2 separate regions of the Homo sapiens genome follow, and region 1 is linked to region 2. A link is a loop called in an ENCODE intact Hi-C map of the cell type or tissue named here. Cell type or tissue: left ventricle myocardium inferior. All regions are shown on one strand. Links, peaks and the distances in the headings refer to the core of each region. The heading gives the core; the rest is flanking DNA.

What was found. A loop is a pair of places that touch in the nucleus more often than their neighbours do. Peaks named below come from ENCODE experiments on the same cell type or tissue, not always from the same donor. Only the 100,000 strongest peaks of a DNase experiment are listed, where the experiment ranks them.
Region 1: a loop joins it to region 2, with 2.9 times the contacts of the local background. A loop is called at or near these places in 26 of 110 quality-filtered maps.

What each region holds. Positions count from the first base shown.
Region 1 is chr4:173,743,268-173,754,345 of GRCh38, forward strand. No RefSeq gene overlaps it. Among named protein-coding and RNA genes, the nearest start is that of LINC02269, 150 kb to the right of the region's middle. In left ventricle myocardium inferior, for the core only: a CTCF peak has its summit at 5,306; no DNase peak of the experiment used is centred there; H3K4me3 peaks cover 2,563 bases; H3K27ac peaks cover 3,066 bases.
Region 2 is chr4:173,540,461-173,551,538 of GRCh38, forward strand. The region is part of intron 2 of HAND2-AS1 (HAND2 antisense RNA 1); the gene reads left to right. Among named protein-coding and RNA genes, the nearest start is that of HAND2-AS1, 16 kb to the left of the region's middle. In left ventricle myocardium inferior, for the core only: no CTCF peak of the experiment used is centred there; no DNase peak of the experiment used is centred there; H3K4me3 peaks cover 22 bases; H3K27ac peaks cover 4,909 bases.

The sequences.
Region 1 (11,078 bases), core at 2,256-7,255, 200 kb after region 2:
TCTAGGCGACAGTGCAGTGGCATTATCATAGCTTCTCATAACCTTGAACTCCTGGGCTCAAGCGATCCTCCCACCTCAGCCTCTCAAGTAGTAGTAGTAGGCATTTATCACTACACCTAGCTAATTTTTGTTTTCCCTTATGTTTATAATTGATCATTGATTTTGTATATTTATATTTTATCTGGCTACCTTACTGTACCTTCTTATTAGTTTTAGCAGTTTTTCAAGTGATTGTCTTGGAGATTTTAGGCAGGCAAATATATATAATATGCAGATAAAGGCAGTTTTGCTTTGTTTCTTTCCTTCCAGTACATACATTTCACTTTTATTTTAATGCATTGACAGGAATGCTCCAGGATTAGCTTGAAAAACAATAAAGATAGTGAGCATACTTGCCTAGCTCATGATCTTATTTGCTGATGCTTAACTATGGTATTTGTAACAGGTTTTGACATAATTTTCAAGTTTTTAGAACTTTTCCAGGGCTCTTTATTCTCTTCTTATCAGCAATAGGAATTGTAGGAACTGCTTTACCAGCAGCTTATAAAATAATTTTATGGGTTTTTCTCTTTTTATATATTAATAGAGTGAATTACATGGCTAGATTTCTAAATTTAAATCATCTTTAGTTTCCAAAAATAAACCTGTTTGTTCATTGTGTGTTCTTCTTAAAATTTGCTACTGGGTTGGAATTATTAACATTTTATTCATGAATTTTTTTTTAGAAAGTGTGTGCCTGTGGGTTCAATTTTTCAAGTCATTGTATGACTGAAGGTGATTTTTTCCTGTTAATTTGAATTATAATTTAGCTGGGTATAGAATTGTAAGTTTAAAATAACTCATTATATTCTGATATCCACTGCTGTAGATGAGGAATCAGAGGCCAGTCTAATCCTCTCAGCTAAAAAATACTTAAGAAAAACCTCATTTGATATGTATCACAGCAAAAATGGATTAGATGTTTTTGAGATTCCATATAAACTATTTTGTTGTGTCTTATTTATTTATATATTTATTTATTTAATTAATTTAGTTTTTGAGACAGAATTTCTCTCTCGTGCCCAGGCTGGAGTGTATTGGGGCAATCTTGGCTTATTGCAACCTCTGCCTCCCAGGTTCAAGCGATTCTCTTGCCTCAGCCTCCCAAGTACCTGGGACTACAGGCTTGTGCCACCACGTGCGACTAATTTTTGTATTTTTAGTAGAGACAGAGTTTCACCATGTTGCCCAGGCTGGTCCCGAACTCCTGAGCTCAACTGATCCATCCACCTTGGCCTCCGAAAGTGCTGGGATTACAGGCATGAGCCACTGTGCCCGGTCTTGTTTTTGTGTTTTTATGTTCTATTATTTTCATTGTAATATGTTCTTACTAGATATGGTAAAGTGAGAAAACTAAATTTCATCTTTTTATTCCATCAGTATAATTTAATAAGTGAGCACTAAAGTCAGACATAAATTATAAATAAGAAATTCTTACTACTAAATGGGAAGCAGGTTAAGGAATAAACCACTTTGTCAATAGCAGAAGTAAGAACATAAGCCAGGTGTCTGAATTATAAGATGTTTGGAATTCTTCTTTGGAAAGGGTTTGCTATTACAAGAAAAACTTGGACCTTTTGCTCAAATGATAAAGGGACCTTGGCAGTTGTTTAAATCTCTAGGGGCAAAGCCACCCTAAAATGCACAGTTACTCTGAGATTTGTTTGTTCTCTCTATTGATCTGCTAGGCTTGGGATTTTCAACTATTAAAAATATTAAGCTCTCTTAAAAATCATTATCTACCTATATTTGAGTGGTATGTATGTAGTATATATGAACACACACACACACACACACACACACACACACACACAAACTCTGGAGTCTCTATTCCTTCCCAGTGATACTTAACTTATTTACACTACAAACTCAATTTTTCTGTTTATTTTCCATATTTTTGCTACCAATCTCTTTGGGAGTTATCTGTTGGCTGTGAATTTACTGAATTTGAAACTGAGATTATACCCAATAAGGATTTTTATTTATGAATTAATTGGTTTCTGGAGTTTTCAAATAAAGCACGAATCTGATGGTCATATTGCAAGTTGCCCTGCAGGTCTTCCTGCAAAAGAAATGTGATGATTTAAAGGGATGATGCCTGTTGGATGAAATTGGCCATTTCAAAATTCTTCCCCTCATGTGTCATCTTATTTCAGTTGTTATTATATTCAGAGCCTTGCATGTCCACTTAATAGCACTGTGCAGAAAAACATTTCCAAGTAAACACAGTAATGTTCATCATTTGTTTCTTAGGAGAGTCAAAGTGACTAATTTAAGTAATAGAAATACATAATTATAGGGAGAGAAAAGTTTTCTTTTGCTACTTTAGTATAATTAATAACAGAATGAGTAGCATCACATAAAAAATTAAAGATAAAAATGGCACATAGGTTTTATTACTTTTAAAATATATTTATTGAATGATCTAGACCTATTCTTCATTTAACTGACACTGAATAGGGTCATTTAGGTATAAGATGAACTGTCATCTTTTTGGATTTGTAAAATCAGTATCCATTGGGGGAAGATCTTTTTAGAATGTATGTAAGTATATTACAGTTCTGCTATTACTGGGCCATCAGATGCAATTTGGCACAGCATGATGTTTCCACAGTTGCTCCAAGTTAACAGTGATTGTAGAACCCTTAGTGATTGGCTAAGGTTATTTTTAAACCTAATTCTAGATAACTCAGAGAAGTGCTGTTCTATATTCCACATGGTAATCTCAGCAACATTTGGCATCGAGGATTTATTGCATACCATAACTCTGGCTTCACTGTGAATCTCTTTTACCATCAAAACACTGAAAATAGAACCTCGAAGCAAAGGGACGGCCATGCTATTTTTCATTAGAAAGATCACACCTTATGCATTCAGGAGTTCTCTGTTGCATGATATAATTTGTTTGCTTACTTGTTTATTGAGGAAAACGTCTTTGCATCCGTGAAGCTTTGATGTAATTGACCACCTCCATCTCAGATGTTAGGTTCTGTCGTTGTTGAAACCACCCTATGTGTAAGTTTCTGGGAAATTCTTGGGAGAACTCTGTATTCGTTTAACTTGATGACAAAACAGCAACATGCTAAATAATGTGATTAAAGTTGTTAAAAGCCAAAATAAACACTTATAATTATCTCAAGAAAAACGGTGTCAGGCAAGTGCAGGCTCTATAAAGCGGGACTCCGTGTGCGTCTTTCAGGTCCTGCTGCACAATAGATCATAGTTAAAGGTCTGTTAACAGACCTCTGACGGCTGAGCTGGGTAGCTTGTGGTTTCCTTCGAAACCTATTGGCATAATGTGAATTTATGTGTGAGGTGCAAATTGGAAGTTACCTTCTACTGGTGCCCTTGGCAGAACAGAAATCATACTGTAGGGCTAGCAGCAGGAAGTACATGGCTTTGAAATTACCCAGCAGGGTTTCTGCTCGCTGCCCTTGTTGCTTCTGAGACAGGGGCCTTATATTGTCTGGTCATGATTAAAATCAAAGTGTAGGCTTCTTTGCTGGGTGCCAGTAAACTTAGGTGAAAAGCAGAAACAATCTGGGATTTTAATTATTTTAAAATGCAATGTGGGCAACAAAAGAAGATGAAAGCATTTTTGACTAATCTATGCCAATTATTCCACATAAACGGATTTGCCAAAAAAGAGGCCCGTAGAGAGAGAGTAAGCTTGCCTTTACAAGAGACTTCATAACATATCTCACAGCTATAAAATAGATCTGTGGCACGTATGCTGTTCTTCTGAAATTCATTGAGAAAAGTGCCTGAACATTATGATACTTCTGGGTGAGTAGAGAAAGACAGATGTGCTTTTTACCTTATTCCAAATACAAGATGCTACATATTTATGAAATAAGCCTTTAAAGCATGGAAGATAATTTCCTGGTTAATAACTTACTGACTTAAAGTAGTCCATCTAAAAGGCGATATCTTGGTGTTATGCTTAAGATTTGCCTCATTCCACAGTCAGGTTGGACGGATACTTCCCATTGTGCTATAATTCCCAGAGGTGGCAGAGTTGGATCTTCTCTCTTCAACTTCTTTTTCCATGAAGAGTATAAAGAGATGAGTCATAGGGTCAGAGTTCTCTGTCTCTAATAATTTGGGAGGAAGTCAATAATAAATAAGATATAGGGAGTGCAAACTTAGCATCATATTGTACCAACCAGTAATTAAATAAACAGTAGTCACAACCAGAAGTTAATATGTAGGTTTGTTTGTTTTTTAAAAAAGCACCCAGTGTATAAGTGGTGGGAGTTTATGCATTAAGTTAACGAATATTTATTAAGTGCTTGATATGTGGTAGGCACTGTGATAAAGACTGGGGATATAAAGGTAGACCAGATTTTCAAGGAAGATAGAGAAATAAACAATTATTTACACCTGTTACTCTGGAGACTGACAAGGGCCAAGCTAAGGAAGTACATGTGCTGAGGTGGTAACCTGTGGTTATTACCTACCCCACAGCTGGTGCTCAGCCACAAAGAGAGATGTGAATATTACATTTCTATCACAATTGGCATATATGGATTTTTTTAAAGACATAAGAAGAGGAAAAATCTATTGCTTTGATTGAAAGATTGGATGTGTTTTTAGGAAAATTGAGTAGGGAGGTCCATTTCTTTCCTTTGAAAATTTATTTGCGGTCAATTTATTATGATACTTCAAACCATTTAGCCATAGCAAAGAGCAGGTGTGTAGAAACTCTACAAAACCTCGACGAATCCTGTGGTCCCCTGAAAAAGGCCTGTGTCTTATCTGATGAACACTGCTCAGGCTCAAGTCTCTTGAGCGTCAAAACTGCTCAAGCAAGGGGGAAATCCAGATTTTATATCTCCTTCCACTTGAATTTCTGGATAAGAATGAGAGAAATCCGCAAAATCCAGTTACGTTAAATAGCTTTTACGAGTATCTTTTTGGAATGCTGTCAGTTGTAACTTCGTTTTGTCTGCCAGGTATAAGCATGGAAGATTCAAGCTGCTCCTGGCTGTAAGAAGTTAATGTGGAATTTTGCTGCTTGAAATTTAAATTGGGCTACAAAAATTAGCTCCCACTGGTGGAAACAACTTTCTTTTTAGTATGAGAAGTTGTTTGAAGCTTTTTTCTCCCCCAAAGTCTCATCGTGATCAGGCTTTAATATTGCTCTCAAACCAACCTTTAATTTAATAAGCAGAGTAATTTTGTTCAGGAAAATTTTCCATGACATTTGTTGAATTAAATGTACATACTCAGTATTCCATCCCAGCAGCACCACCTATTGTTGTCTTGTAGCTTTTCTACTAAACTTCACAAGAATCTAATTCACTCATTTCTCTGAGTATCTCTGTGAGATATTCAACATACATTTTACAGGTTATAAGGGTTAAGCATTCCAGTTGTGTTGTGGTGATGTTTCTAAAGTCATAAATCTGTAAATAAAATGAATGCAGGATGGTAGACTTTTAATTGGTGAAAGGACACTGAATAGAGAGGCAAAATGCTTTAAAATATTTATGGATATTAAACAATGTTTGGAAAATAAGATTCAAGTTATACCTGTATGTTTTAAAAGTTCTACTCACTACACACTATGATTCTACAATTAACAGCAGAATTGTATTGGAATAAGATAAGAAAGACTAAATGATATTATTTTGTGCCAATTGTTATTGTAATTAGAATATTATGTATTGATTTATTAAATATAAGTGGCTTTTTTTCCAGCGAGGTTTTAAAATCCACTTATAATAAAAACATAGGATTTGCATTTACAGGTAGAAAATGAAAATCGGTAAGTGTCAAGATGGGGTCCACTATGTAATTTTTTCAGCATTATTTCCAGAAGAGAGGTAGGATTGGGAATTTTAGTCTTTATTTGATATTTACATATACTTATATGAACGTGAGTCATTGCCTGTGTTTTCTGTAAGCCATCTTTACTTCAACCATGTAAACCATACGAAGCATTTTAGGAAGAATGTAATAAGCACCATATGGAGATGGAGTATTTTCACACCTGTTATGTCATTTGATCTTCCCTGCAATTCTCTAAGGTAGGTAAGGTGGCTTTGGGTCCTTGGCCTCTTCTTTTCTCACTATGCACATTCTTGAAATTTCATCCACTTCTATAGATTCAATTACCATCTCTACACAGATCATTTCAAAATTTGTACCTATGTTCCTTACATCTCTCCCAACCTCTAGAAAAAAATGTATACATTTGGAACTTCCACAAGCATCTAAAACTCAGCACAAACTTGTTTCCTGCCAAAACGACGCATCTTCCTATACTCCTTATCTTAATGAATGCCCTACCGTCTGCCTAGTTGCCCAAGCCAGGGACCTAGAAGTTATCTTAGACTCTCGCCTTTTGCTTGTCCTCTTCACTCACTCAGTTAAGACTATTACATTTCCTCAGTATCTCTGAATTCCACCCTATTTTGTTCAGGCCCTATCATTTCTCACCTGGCTCATTATAATACCTCTTACAACTACTAATTTGACATTCTCTGCTGCTAGAGAGACCTTTCTAAAATTTAAGACTCTTAGTAAAATACTTCATGGGTGGTTTCTCATTACTTTTATGATGAAGTACAAATTTTTACACAAATAATATGATGCCATTTAAAATATATGACCCATGACAAATTTCCCAGTTTCCTATCTTACCTCTCCCTGATCATACTCGTTGTTCTTACCAAATAGATGTTTCATTCTCCCAACGTGGCAGTCCTAAGGGTGATTCCTTATTTGAAAATCTATTAATAAAAGTCATCTTATGATTAGAAATCAGGAGCCAAATCCTATAATCATCTACATAGATGCTGAATGACATTTAAAAAAAATTAATACCCATTCATGTTAAAAACAACAAATTAGGAATTGATAGAGAATTTAATATGATAGTACACATAACCATCAGACCAAAATGAACATCTTAACTGATGAGGAACATAAAGTCAAGACCAAGAAAGGACAGTGGGTATCTCAATTGTTATTTAGCTTTGAATTGGAAGTATTAGCCAATGTCATTAGATAAGAGAAATTGGAGGCATGAGCATTGGAAATGAAGAGATTAAACTACCTCTGTTGCAGATGTTATGATTATATATCTTGAAAACAAAAAAAAACTGTGAAAAACTACAAATAGGAGAATTTAATAAAATAGCAAGATATGTAACTAACATAAAATCAATAGTTTTTGTGGGAAATCAATAGTCTTACTATTTGTATATAATGGAGAAGCAGACTCCATACATGATAACAAATAAAATAGAATAAAAGGAAAAAAGCAAAATAAAATTCCTAGGCATAAAACTAATACAAATGTTTAAAACCTATATGAGGAAAACTATAGACATGCCTGAAAGACATAAATATGTCCTTAAATAGAAAGATATAAAATTAGTCACGGCAAGCTGACTCAGCCTCAGAAACATGTTAATTCTTCCTAAATTAGTTATTCATTTAATTCAATTCCAATAAAAATAGCAGAAGTTTTTCCCCTCTGGAGCTACACAAATTGGTTATAAAGTTCATATGGAAGAATAAACACGCAATACCAATCAGGAAATTTTGTAAGAAGAGAAGCAATGTATTTCTTTTTCTAAAATATATTAAAAAGCCTCTATAATTAAAAGGTTGTGGTATGGGCACATGAGTAGACAGAAAGACCAATGGAACCACACAGAAAATCTGGTAAAGCAGCTAACATACAATATTGATAAAGATAACCTCTGATAATAGAGGGAAAGTATGTTCTTAATCAGTAAATGGCTTTGGAACACCTGGATAACCATATGAAAAAAAGATAAAATTACATCCATTTATCACACCATATGGTAGATATCCAAATGGATCAGAGATCTAAATGCATGAAATATTTCAGGAGCAATAAGGAAAAAAGTGATAAATTTGACACAGAGTAATATTCTGAACACATAAAATGCTTCAAAGAATTGAGAAAAAAGGCAAAACCTTAGAGAAAATGGGGAAAAAATACAGATAGTTCTCAGAAAAAGAAATAAAAATGACCCTCACACATAGAAAAATATACTGAATATATGAGAAATGCAAATTAAAACTACACTGAGATAACACTTCTCACCCACCTGACTGGCAGAGATCCCAAAATTTGTAAACTATACTCTGTTGTAGAGGTTTTGATGAAATAAGTATGCAAAGTGGTATCAGCTTCAATGGGTTTGGGGGTGGGAGGATTTAGCATTATTGAGCAAAACTGCATATACATTTACCCTTCAATCCTGCAACATGAATTCTAGGAATCTGTTCCAAAAATGCAAAGTGACATATGGTCAAGACTGTTCCTCATAGAATTACTTATAATACTAAAAGATGAAATAGCTTAAATATCGATAAGAGACTGGTTCAATAAACTAGAGAACATTGACACATGGAACACAGGCCCTTTTTTGCTTAACAAAGGTGTCTGAAATGCTTGTTATTTTCATTATATTAAAAGGAGTCATTAGAATGGTTATCTATCAACCTAAAGCCTCAACCAATTTCCTAAAACACAGTGAATAACATATATGTAATAAATGATCATGTAAAGATGTAAAATGCCTAAAAAATCCACCTCTTAATAACCAATTACTGTGGTTGTTAACAGTCACCTTATATGGCGACTTCCGGGGAAAGTGCCTTTTCTTACCTTCAGCAGCAGCCTTCCTGAAGCATATGCCCTTTTGAAAGTCCATGTAGGCTTTGCCATTTTGACAACTGTGTATGGAGACTCAAGACTTTATCTGACATCATTTTGTTTAAAAAGTTGTATTGAGGTTTGAGGACACGAATATGTATTCTACCTGTATTAACTGGCCAAAAAATAAAGTTGTATTGGAGAGGTGTCTGTGGGTTTGAATGCTAAAACTTACAGTTTGGGATACTAAAAATCGAAAGGTAGAAAATATTAATGGGGGATGTTCTGCAGGGCATATGGTATGATTCATCATAGAATAGAATCAGAGAGATTTCTGCATGCTCCTTTTGAATGACATTCAGAATTCATCTTTAATGGAAAAAAGTAAGGTACAGAACAGAGTGTAGAAGCGTGTAGAGTGAGCTACTTTTTGTGTAACAGAGGGTCAAGGAGTGATAAAAGTGTATAGCATTTTCTTACGTTTTCAAAAGAATTAGCATGAGGTTACCTATAAGGCAGGGATGACTTTGGAGCTATGTAATGTTTTACATAACTGTTTTACATAACTGACAATCAAAATGAAAATCAAATTAAATCAAAAGACAAAAGAATCTAAAGTCATACAGAAGGGGTGCCGTAAGGTTGGAGACTCTTCTGAGGAGCGGGCACTGCCTGGCAGGGACTGCACCTCTGAAGGTACAACGAAGCTGGTTTTGGGGCTCTTGCAAAATGGGCTGGAGACTGGAATCACGTTCCAGGGTGAAGGGTGGTTACTGAGGCAAGAAAGGGGAGACCGCCTGCAAATGAGAACAAGTCCTTTCTCCCTCCTTCTGCCGTTCAGTCTCTCTAGCGCCCCCTCTTGGCAGATCCTAAAGAAAGCTGATTGCAATGCGGAAACTGGAGCTGCAAGGCCCCAAAAGCAGGAAGAAAGGGTTTGGGGCTGGGGGGCAATAGCTTAGTAACTAACATGATTGGTAAAATTGAAGGCCAAGAGTTTACTTGTGACAGGGAGAATTTACAAGGAGGCTCTAGGAACCAAATGACACTGTAACACAAGGTTTTTCAGTACCATTGAAGGCTGACACAGGCAAAATGACTTTCAAATGAGATAATGCAAGTGAAATGGCCTCAGATTTATAAAGTACCATGCAAGTAGGAAAATAATAGTTTTAATGTTGATGCTTTAACTTCACTTTTAACTATGATGGGGATATTTGATAAAAGAAAATTTGTGAAGCCAAAGATAATCATGAGATAAATTATGAAAAGATGTTTATTAGTTTTAGAAACAGAAATAATAGTTTGCCTTACTTTCTCTAATTGAGGCAATTTTATTTTAATTTGGAGGTTTTCAAAAGGACACACACTTTTATTAGTTTTTCTGTCATAACTTGCAGAGTTTTGTGGATCTTTGCAAAAACTTGAGTTAAATTTTCTTTAATGATGTGTCTATATATTATACATTGGCTACATAAAAGCACTGAATTACTGTGCTATATCATTACATTACTGATTATATTAATGTGTGTCTCTGTAGTGTAATAATTTTTGCATTTATTCATTCATTAAAGATAATCATAACTAATACAATTACAATTTCATTTTAAAGTCATTATTCATAGTCATCAATTTAGAGATAAGAATGAAATTATGTTGATAAGTTCATAAACTGATGGCTGGAGGCCAATCAGATTGCTTCGTGTTCCCAAATTATTTTATAATTATGTTACTTATGGTTAACATGTGGATGTGAAACAAAGATTCTGGAATTCAAGTCATGCTAAAAGAGCTGTGAGTCACTGTTCATTTTTAAATCTCTCACATAGTTAAAGAAAAGGTGTGTAGAAACTATTTCATAAGTTTAATTAACATGATTATAGATATTGCATACACTTGTAAATAGAGAAAAGCAATCTGCAAAAAGAACAAAATAATTCTGATACTTTATAAAAATAGCATAACTAAATTTAGCAAAAAGTAAGGGATCATTGATAAGCTAGAATATTAGAATAGGATTTTCAGAAACGGTCATTTGTTTGGGGAACGAAAATAATTGTAACCAGGCCAGATGACATATTTATAGGTTTCCAGGGGAAACAGAAACTTACCTCAAATAAAAAGTTGCAAGTGGTCAATGTAATTAAAAAAGAAAAGTAGTGAAATTATCCAAGAACAAGGTGGGGCTTGGTGTAGGAAAATAGCCTTTAATTCACACATAAGAGTAACATACAAAGGGAATACACCATTTTTAATTGAAAACTGAAATCAACTGAAAGCATTTTAGTTGAAAACACATCAAGTATCTGTATCATTATTATTCCATCTGCAGAATGTAGTTGTAACTCACAATGTTTTCAACTATTTTTTTCAGTAAATATTTACTATCTATCTGTCTGTC
Region 2 (11,078 bases), core at 2,351-7,350:
ACACTACTTTCAAATGGTGATCTGAGATAATTACGAAGATTTTGATGTTAATCCCACGTTAAATGAACAACTATGAAAATAATCTTAAAGCATTATTACTCCCATATACATGCCAGCAAACCCAATTGTGGAGAGAACATGATTACTTTTTATCTGACATTATCCTATAAGGATATGGCTACATTTATTTCTTTTAAAATTGGAGCAGTTTTCAATTACTTTTTAACAGAATTGTTTTCAACACAGCATTTTGCAGTGCCCATAAACCATAGCAACTTTGTCCTGATCGATACATATTTTTCTGCATTATTATTCATTAGCCTCTTTGCAAACTCACTAAAATAGAATAGTATTAAAGTATGAATATATAGAGAACAATTATTAGGTTCTACATATTTATTTAGGTAAACCAATGTTATTAAAATTAAAAACATGTGCCTGGCATATAAGTGCTTCTTCAGGAATTCTTTTTTGGATGCATAGTTATTATTTTTTAAACAAACTCAGATTTTCAAACACTGATTTTCTTCTCTGAACGGGCATTGCATTGTTTTAAACAGTAGCTCCTGGAATAATGCCACCTTTAGTATTTTAGACTTTCAAACAACAATTGGAATTGGATAAATGCTTTCAGCTGGGAGCACTTTCCTAATACCTTTGTAGGTAATGGGATTCTCTATTTGTGCTGGGTGACAAACGGACAGTGCCCTGGACAGACTGCCTACCCTCTGCAGAATCTACCAAAAAGTAGAGTTTTCCCATGAGACTGCTTGTGGTCCATCTAAAAATGAAAAAATAATCAGAGAAAATGCGCAAAGCCTTTTCTAACTACAGTTATGAAATGATGGCTTAAAGAGGTATTTAGAAAATAAGAGTGGAGTAATACAGAAACAAAATCTGAAGAAGAAAGTTTGCTTAGGAGCTGATGCTCTTTGTCTACAAACAAGAGGGTAAGGAGCTGGATCCAATTGAATTGAATTGTTTTTGTTTGCTTGTTTGTTTTCTTCCATTCAGTGCCTTTCAAACTGTTTTTTACTGGATGAAGAAACTCAACCAAGAAAATATATGTCGATTCTTGTATATGGGACAATATTAGCTGCTGTGATTTTTAATACTAGCATAAAATATAAGAATCTTTTTATTACTGTGATATTGTTTTTTCCTAAATGAATGCATAGTGTAACAATTGGTGTCAAAAAGCATTGAATTTTTTTCAGATGGATTAAGCTGGAATAATAAAGTATATCTATGAGATGATTTCTGTAAACTCTGACTTGCTGAGAAAAAAGTGAAAAAGCTTTTTCTGGAAGAAACATGGCAACTTAACCGTTATTAATCTGGACTAAATAAAACAGGAAACTGCTTCTTTACATTTCTAGTAATTTTTTCTGCTTTTCCAAACATTGTTAAGTTCTATGCAACTTGTGCTATTCAAGTAAAGATGATGTCAGTAATAAAATTACAGAATCTAATCAAGTGACTATTTTTGCTTTATTACAAAATTTATGTATTTAATTGGGATGTTTAATTGCTTAGTTTTTAGAACACTGAATTTTTCTTTTTCCAGACAACAGAGTGATATTTAATGAAGTGCTTATAAAGATAAATACGATGGTTCATCAAAGATAAAATAGTCATAATAACAAGATGGCATTTGAGTCAATGTGGAGTGGACTCTGCTTTGTAAATTATACTGCTTTTTAAAAGCATGACCTAGGTATTTACAATGGGGACATCTGAGAAGAGAAACTCAAGAGTCCTCAACTTACACAGCCAAGAATACACAATCATGTAGGAGAACTTGCCCTCAGAAGCATTTCTCTATTGACATTGCCATTTCTTTTCCTCCATCTAGTACTTCCATTTGCTCTATTTCACTAAAAAGTCACAGAATTAAGAGTGGCTGCTGCAACTCACTGGGCTTTCTCTGCTTAAAAAACCTTAATATCACATGGTATTAATACAGCTACATTAATAATTGAAAGATTCACTCAGCTGACCCTATGATTTTTCTAATTATTGTTAACTATCTGAATATTTGGAAATAATTGTATTTTTCCACTGACTTTTTCTCATTGCCTTGGGTACTAGAAGGTTTTTTTTTTTTTTTTTTTTTTTTTTTTAGATGGAGTTTCACTCTTGCTGCCCAGGCTGGAGTGCAATGGCGCGATCTTGGCTCGCTGTAACCTCTGCCTCCCAGTTCAAGTGATTCTCCTGCTTCAGCCTCCCGAGTAGCTGGGATTACAGGTGCATGCCACCATGCCCGGCTAATTTTGTATTTTTAGTAGAGACAGGGTTTCTCCACGTTGGTCAGGCTGGTCTTGAACTCCTGACCTCAGGTGATCCGCCTGCCTCGGCCTCCCAAAGTGCTGGGATTACAGGCATAAGCCACTGTGCCCAGCCGGGTGCTAGAAGTTTTAACATATAACTTCAGACACAACTGAGTAAATAGTTAGCTGTATATATTTTATTGTATTGTTATTTATATTATGTCGGCTTTGTGTCAGAAAGGATTTAAAGCACTTGTTTCAAGAATTGGTATGCTATATTTTTCAAAATCTGTGTATAAAAATAATTCCCATAAGTACCACTGTAATTTACTTTTCATGTGTATTACAAAATCAGTTATGTGTTCTGGTAAACATTTTGATCCCAAGAGGAAGCAGGATTACATTTAGAATGTGACAAATTTTAAAAATTAATTTTGTTGTAAAGAAATCTTTATAATGATATGCCATAAAGTTATTACTATGCATGTAAGGCCGCATACCATAGTGATTAAGAGCAGGTCCTTGGAGTTAGAGGCACAGTCTGAACTTGACTACAAAAGTTATCAGCTGTGTGATCTTGGGAAAGTAACCATTCTCAGCTTTAGTTACCACAGCTGTAAAAGGTGGATAATAATTATAGACTCTGTCCTGTTGTTGTGGTGAACATTTAGTGAGACGACTCACATGAGGGGCTGGCATAGGGTAAGTACTTACTCAATATCAGCTGTTCTCTTTGGCATAGCTCTGTTAGAGTGGCATGCCACAGTTACCTTCTTGAGAGCCACTAAGCGTGGGAACGGTAACAGTCCACAGAATTTTTGGAGATTGGTATGAGGAGGCTGCATTGGCTCCCAGCCCTCAGGGTTGACAGGGTGAAGGTAATGGCTTCTGGCTGTCTTTAGAGCTCCCAAAAGATATGAGAAGATGGTTCTAGTGATGACAACCCACTGTTCTGTCAGTGGAAATCTAGTTTTATGCCATCTTCATCATTCGTGGTGTAGTCTATCGGTGCCTGACACAAACGTCTAGAGTGGGGAAAATAACACCTTAAAGAAATAGAATATCTTAGGTCCATGATTTGCCTGCTGTGTTTATTATGTACCCCAGCAGTAAAATATTTTAAGTATATTTATTTGCAAATCATACATCTGTACATCTTTACTGATATGTACATGATAAACCTGTGCAAAAAATAACCTAAAAAGGGGTAAGATTAAAATGAAGAATTAGACAAAAGGTTTAAATGTTTTAAGGTAAGATTCAGCATCATCAACAGTGGGTATAAATCCATACTTCAAATAGCCTTGGTGGTTTAAAAATCCTCTGGTTGATTTACCTTTGGATTCATATCATCAGTGTTTCCGTCTTGTTTTGTGGCTGAGAAGAGGAGGAGCAGTGTCAGTTCTGCCATTTTCCTGTCAATGGTTTATGTCTGCCTTCTTGGAATCATATTTAATGAAAGGTTCTTTGCAGGAATATTTTTAAACCCCTTGTTCATTTGGTGAAGATTAGTTTAGTTAAAACTGGATTATATAATATATTTCAATCTAACTGAGCCAGACAAATTGTAACACATTTCAGGCCATGTGTGCTTCTAAGAGGGCCACTGTTAACCCCTCTGTGGTCAAGAGCTCCCCCTTCCCTGAGGTTACCTTGTGTGCTCAAGGCAGCTGAGTAACATAAGAAGAAGCAAGGGTGTTGATGCCAATGGTTACCCTATTAGTGAACTCATTTCTGATTGTTTGTATGAAAACAAATATGATTTCTGTTATAATCTTCTGACACCCCATTCCTTGGGGCACCACTGTCCTAGACTCTGAAATCACTGTGGTTCCTGCCATTTCTTGACCTTGACATTCTGTGACAGAATGAAGGAGACCTTAGGTTCAGTGGACTTCATTTTCTATAACTAGCTTTACTCTATTGATCACATAGTGGTATAGCTCTTCAGTGTTTGCAAATCAATGTTCACATATTTCTGTCATTTGAACTCAGCATCTTTATAGGGCAGGTAGAGAAGGTCTGATTCTGTCCATTGTAAAGATGGAAGAGATGAAACCACCAGTGTTGCTGACTGCAGATGGAAGATAATTGCGTAAGTTCACACAGCGGTAGACCTGGGTTTGAATTTGTTTTTGAAAGCAATATCATCCTGATTCTTTTCTATCATGTTAACACAATTTTTAAATGATATTCATATTCATCTGAATGGAGTAGAGACAGACAGTTATATAGTAGTTGCAAGTTTAGCTTTTAAAGAAACTGCCAAACTGTCTTCCAGAGGCTGTACTATTTTACATTCCCATTAGCAGTATAGGAGTGATCCTTTTTCTCCACATACTTGCCAACATTTCTTGTTGTTCTTATTAAAACCAAACAAGTGGTGCTGGGAATGCATTAAGAGAAAACATATATATTATTAATAGAATAAATAATAATCAATAGATAATGTGCAGGAAGGGGATTTGCATTTACGAAACATCTATTGTATCCTATGTTCTTTACACATATTATCCCTTTAATATAGTTCTATACTTGCAGGGACAGGTTTTGCATGTAAAGAAATTGAGGTTCAGAGATGTTAAATAATTTGTCTAAAGTACACAGCATTTAAATTGTAGAGTTTAAACCAAAGGGATCTGGTATTAAAAAATTCCAGGTAATGTTAAAATAAAACAATGCATTAAATTTGAAAGTCTTTCTGTTACTTTTTGTTCCAAATTGGATCTCTGTCTTTGGCTAAAAATCAACCATGACAACAAGAAATGTTGGCAAGTATGTGGAGAAACAGGATCACTCCTATACTGCTAATGGGAATGTAAAATAGTACAGCCTCTGGAAGACAGTTTGGCAGTTTCTTTAAAAGCTAAACTTGCAACTACTATATAACTCAGTTATTGTACTCGTCAGCATTTATCTCAGATAAATGAAGACTTAAGTTCACACAGAAATATGTGCATGAATGCTTACAGCAGCTTTAATAACAGTGAAAAACTGGAAACATCTCAAATATCCTTCAATGGAAAGACAAACTTAACCATTCTGTTAACAGTTAAGCATGTATGGTTAATCGTGGCACATGGAATACTACTTGGCAATAAAAAGGAACACATTGTTGATAAGTGCAACAGCCTGAATGGATCTCCAGGGAATTATGCTGGGTGAAAAAATCCAAACCCAAAAGGTAACACACTGTATGGCTCCATTTATATAGAATTCTTGAAATGACAAAATTATAGAAATGGAGAAAAGAAAAGTGCTTATCAGGGGTTAAGGAGCAGTGGGGTGGAAGAGAGGTGAGTGTGGCCATAAAAAGGCAACAAAATGGATGCTTATGATAATGGAAATTTTCTGTATCAATGTCAGTATCCTTGTTGTGATATTGTACTGTGTTTTTGTAAGATGTTACTATTGGGAGAGACTGGGTAAAGCGTGCATGGGATCTCTATTATTTCTTACAACTGCATGAGGATCTACAATTTTCTCAAAATAAAAAGCTTAATAAAAATGCCTACTGATCTTCAGGAAGTTCAGTTCCCTGTTTTCCATAACTGATCTGAAAATAGGGGAAGGACAATTGAGAATTTAGGAGTTGTAAACTCTGAGGCTGATTTTCAGCGAACTACTCAAATTATTCTGATTTTTCCCCTTGATTCTTATTATGGATTGTAGGACATTCTTCCTACTATTTTGGAGAAGAAAAAATGCCACCTCTCTATCATAGGACTTCTGTTTTACATATGATTTAAAAATCTATTAGCTGACTAATTTACACACTAGAAGATGAAACTTGGTTACATTAGATTCCATTGCCACAATTTATTTTAAAAATCAGAGTTCTCATCTTTCTTGTTTCTTCTTCCTGCCTTACTTTATTTTCTTTTTTCCTTATTCTATTTGAACCCATATTTTCCTATATTGTACTGTTTAGTCTAAAAACTAGTAAGCATGCATATTGTTGATTAAATTAGCAATTGACGCTCTTAAAATGAGAACTATAAAGACTCTTGAGCTTCCACACATTATGCTATGCTTGCCATATGCTTGGGTGTTCTTATTTTCGGAGAGAAGTAATGGAGATTATAAATGTTATTTTTAAAATTTACTGGTGATTTGTTGAGAAGATAAAGTAACAACACTATTACAGAGGGTTGCTCTTGATCTCCCAGGCCACCAGTGCAGTCACCGAGCCCTCTGCAAACACCTGATAATGCTGAAGAGTGTGTTAGTCATTGTAGAGGAGCTGCTGTCATGACAAATAGGGGTTAAATTGTGAGAATTTCAGGATATATTTTGGGGAAGGATTAAATAAATCAGGGGACTTGCTGACAGCAAATAGTATCTTTGATTTGAAACACAGAATCAGAGAATTGAGATGAATCCCAGGTGGTGGTTGGGAGTTTGAAAAAGTCCCAGTGAGTTGGCTGACTAAGTGTAGACTTCATTTCAACATCATTAAATAGTCTTTAAGTGGTGACTTAATAATTGTTGCCCCAAGAAAAGATTTTGCTAAATACAGAGGTGGAATTAAGTATATTAATCCAAGAAACATTTTATTTAAATGATTTTCCTAACAGTAAGGTTGGAAGGCCCTAGAACTGCTTCTAGGAGCTTGAAGTGCATTTAATAGTTAACTGTCAGAATGAAAAATGAAATTTTAAATTTCAACAATGCAATTAAGTTCTTATTTTCTTATGATAGTGAATAATAAATTTCATTCAAGGACGCCATTGGCAGATGTTGAAAAGAACCATTTTCACTCCACTAGCTTGCAGTGGACTAAGAGGTAGCAGGAAGGGAGATTGGTACTACAGATCCTGAAAAAACAAAACAACACAAAACAAAATCCACACCACAAATGGACACTTCCAGATGCTTACCAACAGGAAGTGCCTTGGAGGACAAGGGCTGTGAGACAGGTGAACTCTAGGGAACAAGAATTCCTAGTTCCATGTCTGTTTACAAGAATTTGTCATGACTGGTTCACCTCACTTTATAGTTTCCTCAGACCAAAGAGACAAAGAAAAAGCAAAAAACAAAAACAACAAAAATTCTGAAACGAATGGACAATACAACCAAAACTTTAATATGAACCAAAACAAAAATTGGGCTGATTTTATGAGGTTGACTTAAAGTCAGGAAAAGAATGATAAACTTTTGAGAGGAAGAAAGAAATCATCAAAGCCACGAGGAGCTCAAAGTGGTGTTTAATAGCAGCTATCACATTGCGCCCGAGCCTTGACCACTTCTGACGCAGCTGTTTCGTTTTAAGATGTTCCCATTCCTGTTCCACTCACACAGTCCTCCACAGTGACCTGAGTGCACGCACCCAAGCCGGCAGGCCACTCTAGAAAACCGTAAACCCCTCAGAGAGTCACTGCAGGAATAGGGGAAATGGAAGTGATGAAATTCAATATAGCATTTAGCTGAATCATCATCTGAGGTTAAGCCCAGTGAACAATTAGCAGTATCGGGAGTCTCCTCGTACCTGTCAAAATCGCACCGACGGGATTTTGTGCAAAGTATGTATGTGTGTGGAAGTTGTTTTTTATGTTTAATAGCAATGGACCTGGGGTAGTAATTTAGATACAACTTTTTAAAAAAAATACTAAAGGGCAAGTGTGGTGAGAAGCTTCTTACTCAGGAGGATCTTTTCAAACATTGCAAAACATCAGGCCTTGAAATAATTCATTTTATTAAGTAGCGCACTCTTGTCTTTTCATTCACAAAAGGAGGATGATTTATTATACAGATAAATGCTTGCATAGGATGATGAACACCTGTAGGAATGCATGATATTCTGGAAGTTGATCAAGGTCCACTGTACACCAGTAATTAGAGGTCATGATGATGATAATAATAATAATAATAATTAATAATGGCACATACTATGTGTCAGCTCCTGTTCTAACTTCGTTTCTCATATTAACTTATTTATTTTTCATGATTAGCCACTAAGATACAATTATTATCCCTGTTTTGTAGACAAGGAACTGAGTGAAGCTCAAAGAAGTAACTAGGATCACACTGTCACACAGGCAGGAATGAAACCCATGCAGATTGGCTCCTTAGTGTGCTCTCTGATCTATTATCATTCATCACATATTTACTGAGCATCTAGTATATGAAAGGTATTAGGCTTTATGCAGGCAATACTTTAGCGAAGCCAGGGAGATGTCTCTGCCTTCTTTGAGCTTATAGCTTGGTGGGCAAAAAGCTAATGGTTTAACTGTATAAAAAACTTGATGTTGTGAAATGATATATGCCAATGTTTGCATGGTATGATGATTTTGATTAAGCACCATAATAAAAATAGGGAGCCTGGGTCTCACACAGCCTTGATTGTCTTCTTCCTTCTGCTCCCCAGTGGAGTGCGTAGGAAGGTCACACCCTCAATGTCAGGCTCCTTCACTGTTCTCAGTGAGTGTCTCAGGTTGTAGGCTACATGAGCAGGTTTGCACCTGGATATGATTGTGGCAGTAACAATAGATGTGACTATACACAGTGGCAGTGGCAGTAGGGGTGGGAGTTGGGTGATGGGATGATCTTAGAATGCAGTGTTGGTATTAACTCAGTTTTGTTTTGTTTTGATGTACAGCCAGCCATACGACTCTGGAATATGACTCTGGGTTTACCAACTTGGGGATGGCCCGGGGATTTAGGAGATGGCCCCAATGGCTCTCCTCTTTTTTAGAAAGGACTGTTCAAGTTCCTTTTTTTTTTCTTTTTAAACAGGATCTCGTTTTGTCACCCAGATCGGGGGCAGTGGTGTAATCTCAGCTCACTTGAACCTTTGCCTCCCTGGCTCAAGTGATCCTCCTGCCTCAGGTGTGAGCCACCATGCCAGGCTAATTTTTGTATTTTTTGCAGAGACGGGGTTTCACCATGTTGCCCAGGCTGGTCTTAAGCTCCTGAGCTCAAGTGATCCATGTTTCTGCCTCCCAAAGTGCTGAGATTACGGTTTGAGCCACCACATCTGGTTTAAGCTATTTCTTCTAAAGATATAGTCACATCTATTATCTTTGACCCCTGCCTAAGCAATTCTGTTCAGATCTTAAGACTATTTCTTCCCGGGATTCAAACTCAGAGTTAAGTAGAGTCAACTATATGAGGTATATGTGAGGTTAATTTTTGAAACTTTTATTTTTAATTTCATCTGGGATCTCCTCTAGGGAAGACCACTTTATGATTATGGGTTGCATTCCCAAGTTCAGTTGATTGAATTTATTCATACATTATTTAATAAATGTTTATTGAGACTGAAAATAAACTTGAAATCCTAGAATTCATTGGTTGTCTTAAAAATTCTAAATATGAAATGCTAACTTTAGCTTCATGAGTATTTAGAATAGAAAATAAATAATTCAAAAATTGTTCAGGAAAAAAATCCATGATTTATTCTACTCTGGAGGAGCATATTCAATTTAAAACATACCGATTCGTATAAACTTATTGGTAATGAGGCGATATACTTTTTATGAGAACATATCAAACCATAGACATTGAGATCCAGCATCTCCTGAGTGAGTAAAATGTCAGGGTTTTATTGATACTAATGATAATGGGAGTGACATATGTGCATAGAGTAAGTCCATGGTTGAAAGCCTGGCTGATTAGGCGCTGCGTTCTGTGGTTTTTGCCACTTGTGTGTGATTAAACCCTGCAGAATAGAGTCTGTTGCCATGTATTTGGTTCGTGAAGAAAACTAGTAAAGTGATATTGAATGAATGATTCAGTTTCTCAAAAGGGTAGACTATTGGCCTAACACCTTCCTAACTTGGAGCTGTCAACGTGTTTAGTTTGGTTCTAATGGGAGCTAGGCTGGAGAAGAGAAAAGTTTTGTGAGAAAGGTTATGTGATATTAATAAGAACCACATTCCGTTTGATGTTTTCTCAAATGATTTTTTTTATCTTCCTAAGAAATTGAATGATTCAAAAATAATAAATCTTCCTTTTCTATGGCCCACAAATGATCAACATTTTGGATGATCAAAACAATTTTGTCTTTAAGATATCACAACTTCTAGTGCCTCTTTATTTGCCAGTGCTGATTTACAGCAGAAAGTATCACTTCATATTTTTTCCAAGCATCAAAGTCATGTGTTTTACAAATATTCACAAGTGCTTAAAATCCATGAACCTCTCTCTGTATTCCTATTTTTTTATTCTTCTATAAGTATGTATTTAAATTGGTTAAACAGATGGCTTTCTACTTTTGAAAAAAAAAAACCCACTAAGAATATTCACCTCAAGATGGAGAACTCATAGGTTAAATTTCATTCTGGAATGCACGTTTACAACCAGGTAATTAACCTTTGAAAATGAGGGTACTCGAAGGAAACAAGGAAAATCTTAACAAGATGATCTCACTAACGCTGGTGTGTTAGACTTCTCAGAAGTAGAGATGCCCCAGAAGTTTAACAATGAAAAACTTTAAAATATTTTTAAAAACATAGTTAATCTTTGTAGCTTTCCAGTTTTCGTCCTTTATTACGATAACCTTAGGAGGTAAACGCTTCAAGGGGTGTATCCTTATAATCATAGGAATTGGTACACAGATTTTGGTGGAAAGATGGAGGTGTCAACATTAACCAGTCAACATATATTTGTTGACTGCCTACCACATGCACAAGTCTCTTCCATGCTTGCGAAGAGATACAGTGATGTGCAATGTGTAGAATCTGCCCTTCATGAGCTTTTGATTTAGTTAGTCTGAGAAGGAATAGATCAGTGAAAAGTTAAAAGGAATAATAGATGGAGTGTTGAGGCAGTCCATGATTGTTATCTGAGACATTGAGTTTACAATGC